Linked DNA regions of Homo sapiens: region 2 is linked to region 1. Evidence: chromatin contacts called from ENCODE Hi-C data. All regions are on one chromosome and are shown on one strand. Each heading gives the region's core, a stretch centred on a gene start or an enhancer-like site at or near the end of the contact. The rest is flanking DNA. Distances are from core to core; before and after follow the strand shown.

Region 1 (3,669 bases), core at 1-2,500:
TCACAAGTTCCACTACCACCACCACCATCACTGCCCCCAGATAGAATGAGACTTCTAATAACTTGAAAGACAAGTCTATAAATATCCTGTAATCGTTTTCACTGTATCACTTTTTCCTGGCTACTTTTATCCGATAAAAACCTCAATTTATTTTTAAGCTATTAAACATGCGGACAAAGGGAATCTTAGTTTTATGCAAAAACGCAACCACGCATGAGAACTGCGCAAGTCTTTCTTGGAATGGTCTGTATTTGGGTGAAGTCATCAGACGTCATTACACTTCTTTATTTTGGGGTTGCCAACTCGTTTCCCAGGATTTAAAGACTATAACGATGATAAAAGTCAGTGTCGCACCCTGTCAAAGGCTTGGCCCGTTGCCTTTTCCTTCCCGGCAATACTCGGTTCAATTAGGTCTTGTCCCCTCATTATCTGTGAGGACTGAATTCCACCCCCGCTTTTCAACGCAGGCTCTTTGCTCGGGAAAAGTCAAACCATCTCTCAAAGGATCAAAGAGCTCAGCCATAGACAGAGCCGCCGGAGGAAAGCGGAGTCGCTGCATCAGATGAAAGGGGCCCCTCAGCCTCACTCCTCACCGCAGCTCCTGGGATCTTAAAGACAGGGTCAGGAGGATCAGGAGGGACAAGAGGGATGGAGGCGAAAGGCTGGATCCTTAATCCAGGCCGGAGACAAAGGTGAGTAACTGCGCGTGGTGGACGGGAAGATGGGCAGTAGGAGGCTCCTCGCCCCCTAGCCGGGTGGCGTGACTTCAGGAGGACCCAGAAAACCGGCCAGGACTGGGTAGGACGGAAGGTCCCAGGCGGGGCGGGCGAACCGGCTCCTCGTGGCACTGGCAAAGCTGGGAACGCCCCCTCCAGGCCCCGCCCTCCCGCGCCCGTGCCGGGAACTCGAACTTAGGTAAGCGCCCGGGTCACGCGCCGGGGCTGCCCCGCTGCCTCCAGCTTCCCAGAGCTGGCGTCTGGGAGGAAGAGCGCGTGCATCACGTCCTCCTCCCCGCCCCGCCTCCGCGCACTGCGCAGCGCGCTGCCGCGCCCCGCCCTTTCTCGGCCCCCGGAGGGTGACGGGGTGAAGGCGGGGGAACCGAGGTGGGGAGTCCGCCAGAGCTCCCAGACTGCGAGCACGCGAGCCGCCGCAGCCGTCACCCGCGCCGCGTCACGGCTCCCGGGCCCGCCCTCCTCTGACCCCTCCCCTCTCTCCGTTTCCCCCTCTCCCCCTCCTCCGCCGACCGAGCAGTGACTTAAGCAACGGAGCGCGGTGAAGCTCATTTTTCTCCTTCCTCGCAGCCGCGCCAGGGAGCTCGCGGCGCGCGGCCCCTGTCCTCCGGCCCGAGATGAATCCTGCGGCAGAAGCCGAGTTCAACATCCTCCTGGCCACCGACTCCTACAAGGTAAAGCTCGGGGCCCGGGCAGATGAGGAGGAGCGGGGCGCGCTGGGGACGAGCGCGCGGCAGGGGGGCGGGGGCGGCTGGGGCTGGGGTTGGGGCTGGGGCTGGGGCTAGGGTCGCGGCGCGGGGAGGCCCGGGGGAGGCGCGGGCGGCGGCGGCTGGGGCAGGTGAGGAGGCGCCGCAGTGGGCAGGAGGTGGCTTGAGGAGGATGGAGGGCTGGGCGGTGGAGGCGGGGCCTGGGGGCGCGCGGCGGCGGCGGCGCGGCGGGGGGCTGAGGCGGGCCCCAGCGGACTCCCGGGCGCCGGTGCTCGGGGCTCGGGGCTCGGGGCTTGGGCGTCGCCGGCGAGCGCATGCCCTTCCCTGAAGCGCGGCCTCTTGGCCTGGAGCTGGGACCAGTTAGGTAACGGCCCCGGGGACCCGCAGTGGAGAGTGAGCGGGGCTTTCCCCCGGGCCAGCCCGGCGCGCTCGCCCCTGGCTGGGCAGGTAAGTCTCCCGGGGCGCGAGGTGGGAGAAGTCCTGGCGCGGGCGCCGGAGCAGCCGCGGTCCTCTGCGGCTCCGGCGCGGAGGACACTCGCCTGGCCCCGGTAGCCGTAGTGGATTCCCCTGTCCCACTCCGCCGGGCTCCGTTTCAAACTCCTTGGCACCTAGTGATTGCTCGTGCTCCTTATCCCTGGGTGTAGAGGCCGCTCTGCTCTTATCTGCTTTAGGGTCATTACAGGATTTCTGTGAAAAGGAAAATGAAACACGAGGATTTAAAGGAACTGTAGTTTTAACCCTAGAGAACATGTGGAGAGGGAAATGGCACAGCGTTGCGTTCACATGCCCATTGAACACTTGTGTGGGTAGCTGCCACATTCAGTTGATATGAAGCACGCAGTAGTGAAGGGAAGAGGTAAAGTAAATTTTACTTGAGCAGCATAGTGGTTTGGAATACAGTGGTAAAACATAGTACTCTCATGTTTTTGTTTTGATTCTTTTTTTTTCCTTTGTTTTTAGCCCTCCTCCGATATTCCGAGAAAGTATTTTAGAGAATTCCATTTTACTTAAGTTTTGTCTGTTTTTTTCCAATCAGCTTAAAATGCTGTTTATGATATTTAGATAGGTTCTTGAAATCGAGCCAAGATCCATCAACAAGTTGTCTTTTAGATGCAAGTTTAAAGTATTGCAAAATCCGAACACTATCAAGTATGATTCTTGAATATTGTCAAGTATACGTGATAATACCTCAAGTATGGTCCTTTACTTGGTCCTAAAACCTCCTCTTGTGTTCTCTTGGTTCAATCATAGTGTTTTCAAAATTTTAAATAGTGATTTTAGAATAGCCTCATTGATAGTTTTGTAGAATTTTTTTCTTAACTAAATCTAAAATAACTGTCAGATTTTTTTTTTACATGTTAGCCAAATGTAAAGGGAGGTTGAATAGTCTAAATTTTAAAAACAGAAGAATGCAACTTCCTTTAGTTTGCAGTTCCTCTAACCATTATACATAAGGAATGTAAAATTACTTTAACATCAGTTTTCTGGGGTGCTTTTAGTTAGAATAGTGAATTATCTTAAAGGTTTCTAATCTAGTGAGCCATACTTAATTGCACTATTAGAATTTGCACCTATTTAATAAATTTTACTTCTGTCAACTTTCAAGTCAGACTGGTGTGTTTTATATCCTTTATAATATGAAACTTCAGAATATTTTCATCTTAGATTTTTCATTTTTTCCCCAAAAGTCACCTCTAGAGGGTTCAATCAAGTCGATATGTTTTATACCAGTGGCTTACCGCAGTATGCTAAAATAGATTGTGTATTCCACAGTCACATTTAAGTCTTAGGTTTCATTTCCCTTATGTTTTTAGGGGTCCTTATAACCTATTTTACATTTTTGTCTTTTTATCTTAGGAAAAAGGACAAAAATGATAATCTTGAGGTTAGAAGTAATGAAACTTATTTAGAAATTACACGAGAATGTTACATATCCTTATCAGTGCTTACAAACTATTGGCCAAAGTTGGGAACTCTAGTAGTTTCAGATGTGTTGATGAAGAGAGCAAAATATTGTTGATTTCTTCTTTCTAAAACTGAAGAAAGAATAATTGATTGCCTAAGCACTACGAAAGTTATTTTGCAAGTAGATGGTATGGTAGCAAGCACATGACAATGGGAGTTTTGTTTTGTCTTGTATCCTGTCAAGAGAGTCCAGAACTATTTGGACCAAAGGAGCATTTGAAGTATATACATTCACTTCTGTAAACTCATACTTTATTGTATATAGT
Region 2 (3,669 bases), core at 789-3,288, 6.5 Mb before region 1:
TTAAAGTCATAAGGCAGAAGACCATGTTAGAGGAAGATGATGAAAAACCACTGATTTAGTGAGCTGGTCTTAGTGCTAAGCAACTGAATGCAGCTGTAGCTAATTTAAGCAGAAAGTAAGTTTACTAGAGGACGCTAAGTAGTTCAAAGGATAGCTGGAGATTGAGGCTTGCACCTACATGGCCAGAATCTACCTTGGCTGTTACCGGTGGAAGGTGTCCAGGTTCTTGGCATCTTGAACAAGGAATTAGACAAAACGCACAAACAAAGCAAGGAAGGAATGAAGCAACAAAAGCAGAGATTTATTGAAAATGAAAGTACACTCCACAGGGTGTGAAGAGCCGGAACATGGGGCTCAAGAGCGGGGCGGCCGGGTTATAGAATTTTCTGGGGTATAAACACCCTCTAGAGGTTTCCCATTGGCCACTTGGTGTACACCCCACGCAAATATAGTGGCCCACAATCAGTCTGATAGCGGAAAGCAACCAATCAGAGCCTGAAGCGAAGTTACAAAGGTTACACCCTATGCAAACATTTAATTAGTTATGGAAAGCAACCAATCCGAGGTACTTTCAATTTTCCGTCTGCCACGCAGAAAAGGGCGGTGGTGGGGGAGGGGGCCGGGTCCCTTTGTTACTTAGCTGTGGAAAGTTGGGGCTTTCCTTTTGATTTAGTTCTAGAAAGTCAGCATGAATCAGCCGTAAGTTCCTTGCCTCCAGACCCTATTGTCCTGCCTCACAGCTATGTAGTACAGAGTCTGTCACAGGCTACCCAGAAATGTACACAGAGACTGTTAACAGGCTACAGAACAGATTGGGAAAGGGCTCTGGGGTTGTGACCCTCACCAAGCACAGGCATCTTGCATCTCTGACATGTTAATGGTGGATGCCAGCACTCTCACTACTGCCTCGGAAGCTTACCTTGCTGTTAGGGATGGGTTCTCGATCTCTACACTTGCTATACTCCTACAGGTGACCTGGGAGTGTAGCTTTCTGTGCCTTTTTTGACTCATGGCTTCCAGCGGGTACACATGATTAGTTAAACAAGTGTTCAGCATTTCAGCGGCAGCCATTAGACTCTTAACTCAGGTGGGGAATTCTCCAAATACGGAAGGGGATTCAAATGGGGGGCATAATAAATGTATATAAATGTCCATTAAAGGCAAGTTGAGTTGGAAGTGATGACAATATATTTGAGTAGAAACATCTAGCAGGTAGTTGGAAATGTGGCACTCGTGTTCCCCAGAGAGCTAGTTACAGATTTGGGAAGTTGAGTTGTGATTGCTTTTAAAATCAGGAGTCTAGAGAGAATCTAACTCAAAATTTTCATCCACATATGCAGAATCTCAATCTGAGAGTTGTTCATTCCTATAGATGTGCTGGCCACACCAACCCCCAACATCTATTATGAAAATTAGGAAATTCACACTCTATTATGGAAAATAGGAAAAATATATAGATAATACATGCAAAACAAGTGGGAGGAGAGAACTACGGATCGTGGAGAGCCTATTGCATATTATTATTTTACAAATATTTAAGTGCCAACTATGTGTCAGGCACTATGCTAAGGTGATTTAATGTTGAGCAAAACCCGACATGTCCCTGCATTTGAGGAACTGAAAGGTCTGAGGGAGGGCCTAAGGAGCTTGGGCCTTAGCTGGTTACAAAGCCATATATTATGCCATATATATTAATGAGCAGCAACGCCTCCCGCAGTATTTACAGCCCACGCGTGGCAGTCCTGTCCACCCTGTCCCCGTTCGGTCCAGCCCGAGGCGGTGGCCTAGATGCTTGATGGGCACTGTCAGCCTGATCTTTGGTGGTCTTCCCGCTGTCTGTTCTCAGCTGCTGATTCCAGGTCCCAGGAGTCGACTTTGGCTTGAGGAAGGCAGGCGCCTTAGGTGGGGCAGTTGACACTCGCGCAGCGCCTTGCTCACCTGAGTGTGTGGCGGCGCGCGGGTTTGGGCGGGGAGGGGGCCGGGCCTCGGGAAGGAGGCGCGCCGCGCAGTTTGACCCCGGCGGCGTTCCGTACCGTCGCGGATTTCGGCGGCGGAAACATGGCGGTCGCGGCCGGGCCGGTAACGGAGAAAGTTTACGCCGACACTGGCCTGTATTAGCGCGTATGGCCTCGGGCCCTCGTTCCCCAAGGCGTGCCGCCTCCCTGTTCTCAGTCGCAGGCTGAAGCCTTGTCTGCTCTCCTCCTTTTTGGTTTGGTTTTGGAACTGACTCCGAGGGTTGGGAGAGCGCGTTGGTGGCGACGGCCGAGTCAGGTAGGGAGAAATGGGTGGACGGCAGGGCGGCGAGATCTAGGCATAGACACTGCCAGGGCTCCGCGTGGTCCGGACCCCAAGCTCCGCCCAGTCGGCCTCCCAGGGCCGGGGTAGGATACCTGCCTCTGGAGGAGTTGACAGTGGTGGTTGGAGATTGGAGGGTGTGGGAGCGCCTCTCCGTATTTCGCAAGGGTTCCCCCTCAACTGGGCGCCACGTTGTGGTCGCGTTCTCCGAGGCAGAGGATGGTGGAGAACAGCCAAGCTCCTTGTCGGACCTCCCACATCTCGCTAGAAGGAGGCCGAAAGGGAGAGAAATTGCTGTTGCTGCTCTAGTGCTGAGGAGTTTGATATTCTAGATGACATTTTCCTCGTATGAGATGGCTCAAAGAGTTATCAGTAATTCAGAACTGAAGCACTGAAATTCCCTGTTTTTTCAGTGTAGTTCTTTCAGCCTTGACACTTCTAGATGGGACAGAGTTTCTGAGTGAAAGATAATGCAAGTGATACGGTATGCCTCAAGCCATTCCCTAGAGGTAGGACATGGAGAGAGAATTGGTTTGGAAGAATTTGGGTGAATTAAGTAAAGACTGGTGGAAAGCTGAAATAGAAACCAAACATTCATGGACTCTCCCTTAGTTCTACTAGTTATTAGTTGTGGGATATAGCTAAGTTCTGTATTCTCTTTAGGCATTAGTAAGTGTCCAATGGTGACTATTGTTGTTAAATGTAGTTATTTCTTTATTAGTCTTTATTTTTCAACAAGTATTTATTGAATACCTTCTTGATGCCGGATTTTTGCTAGTCACTGGGTGTACAGTATTGAAGACAAACCCTCAGAGACCTTTTGATCTAGTGGGAAATGCAGACATGAAATAAGTGATGGTATGTAACAGAGAAAGTATGGGGGTCATGTAATGGGGAGGGGGCAGGGATAATCTCTTAAGAAAATGATTTATCTGAGACCTGAAGAGTTGGAATAAGCCAGGTGTGAGCACTGGGGTGGGGCCAGGAGGAGGAAAAGGAGTGTACCTGGCAAGGGAATAGCATTTGTGCAGTTTGTAATTGAAAGGTCAGTAAGGTTGGAAAATAAAGTGTGAGAGGAAAACTGGTAACAGATAAGGCAGGAGAGTTATTCAGGCCCAACACGGAGTGCCTTATAAGGCACTGTAAGGAGTTTTGACTTTATTGCTAAGGGTGATGGGACGCCATTGGAGCATTTTACATAGTGGAGTGCTAAATTTTGGTTTTAAAAAGTACACTTCTTAGAGAGGGCAAGAGTGGATACAGGGAAATGTTCAACATGATGGTGGCCAAAATTGGGATGGTGACCCTGGGGACGAGAAGTAGAAACATTTAAAAAATGTTTAGGAAGAATAGTAGACAGGACTTGGTGAGGAT

The links. A loop is a pair of places that touch in the nucleus more often than their neighbours do. Pooled maps may share reads with other maps.
Region 2: a loop to region 1 is called in a map of CD8-positive, alpha-beta T cell, with 30 times the contacts of the local background. The contact joins the promoter of TMEM168 here to the promoter of NAMPT in region 1. A Hi-C loop is called at or near these places in 2 of 168 maps with a recorded cell type or tissue (B cell and CD8-positive, alpha-beta T cell) and 6 of 50 pooled maps.

Annotation. Positions count from the first base shown.
Region 1 is chr7:106,282,564-106,286,232 of GRCh38, reverse strand. NAMPT (nicotinamide phosphoribosyltransferase) reads left to right here and starts at 1,250. Exons shown (of 11, transcript NM_005746.3): 1 at 1,250-1,405. The coding sequence starts at 1,349. NAMPT-AS1 (NAMPT antisense RNA 1) reads right to left here and starts at 987. Exons shown (of 1, transcript NR_186647.1): 1 at 1-987. RefSeq lists silencers at 751-1,290, 1,561-1,920.
Region 2 is chr7:112,788,762-112,792,430 of GRCh38, reverse strand. It overlaps TMEM168 (transmembrane protein 168), which reads left to right and starts at 2,038. Exons shown (of 5, transcript NM_022484.6): 1 at 2,038-2,271. RefSeq lists an enhancer at 1,650-1,779.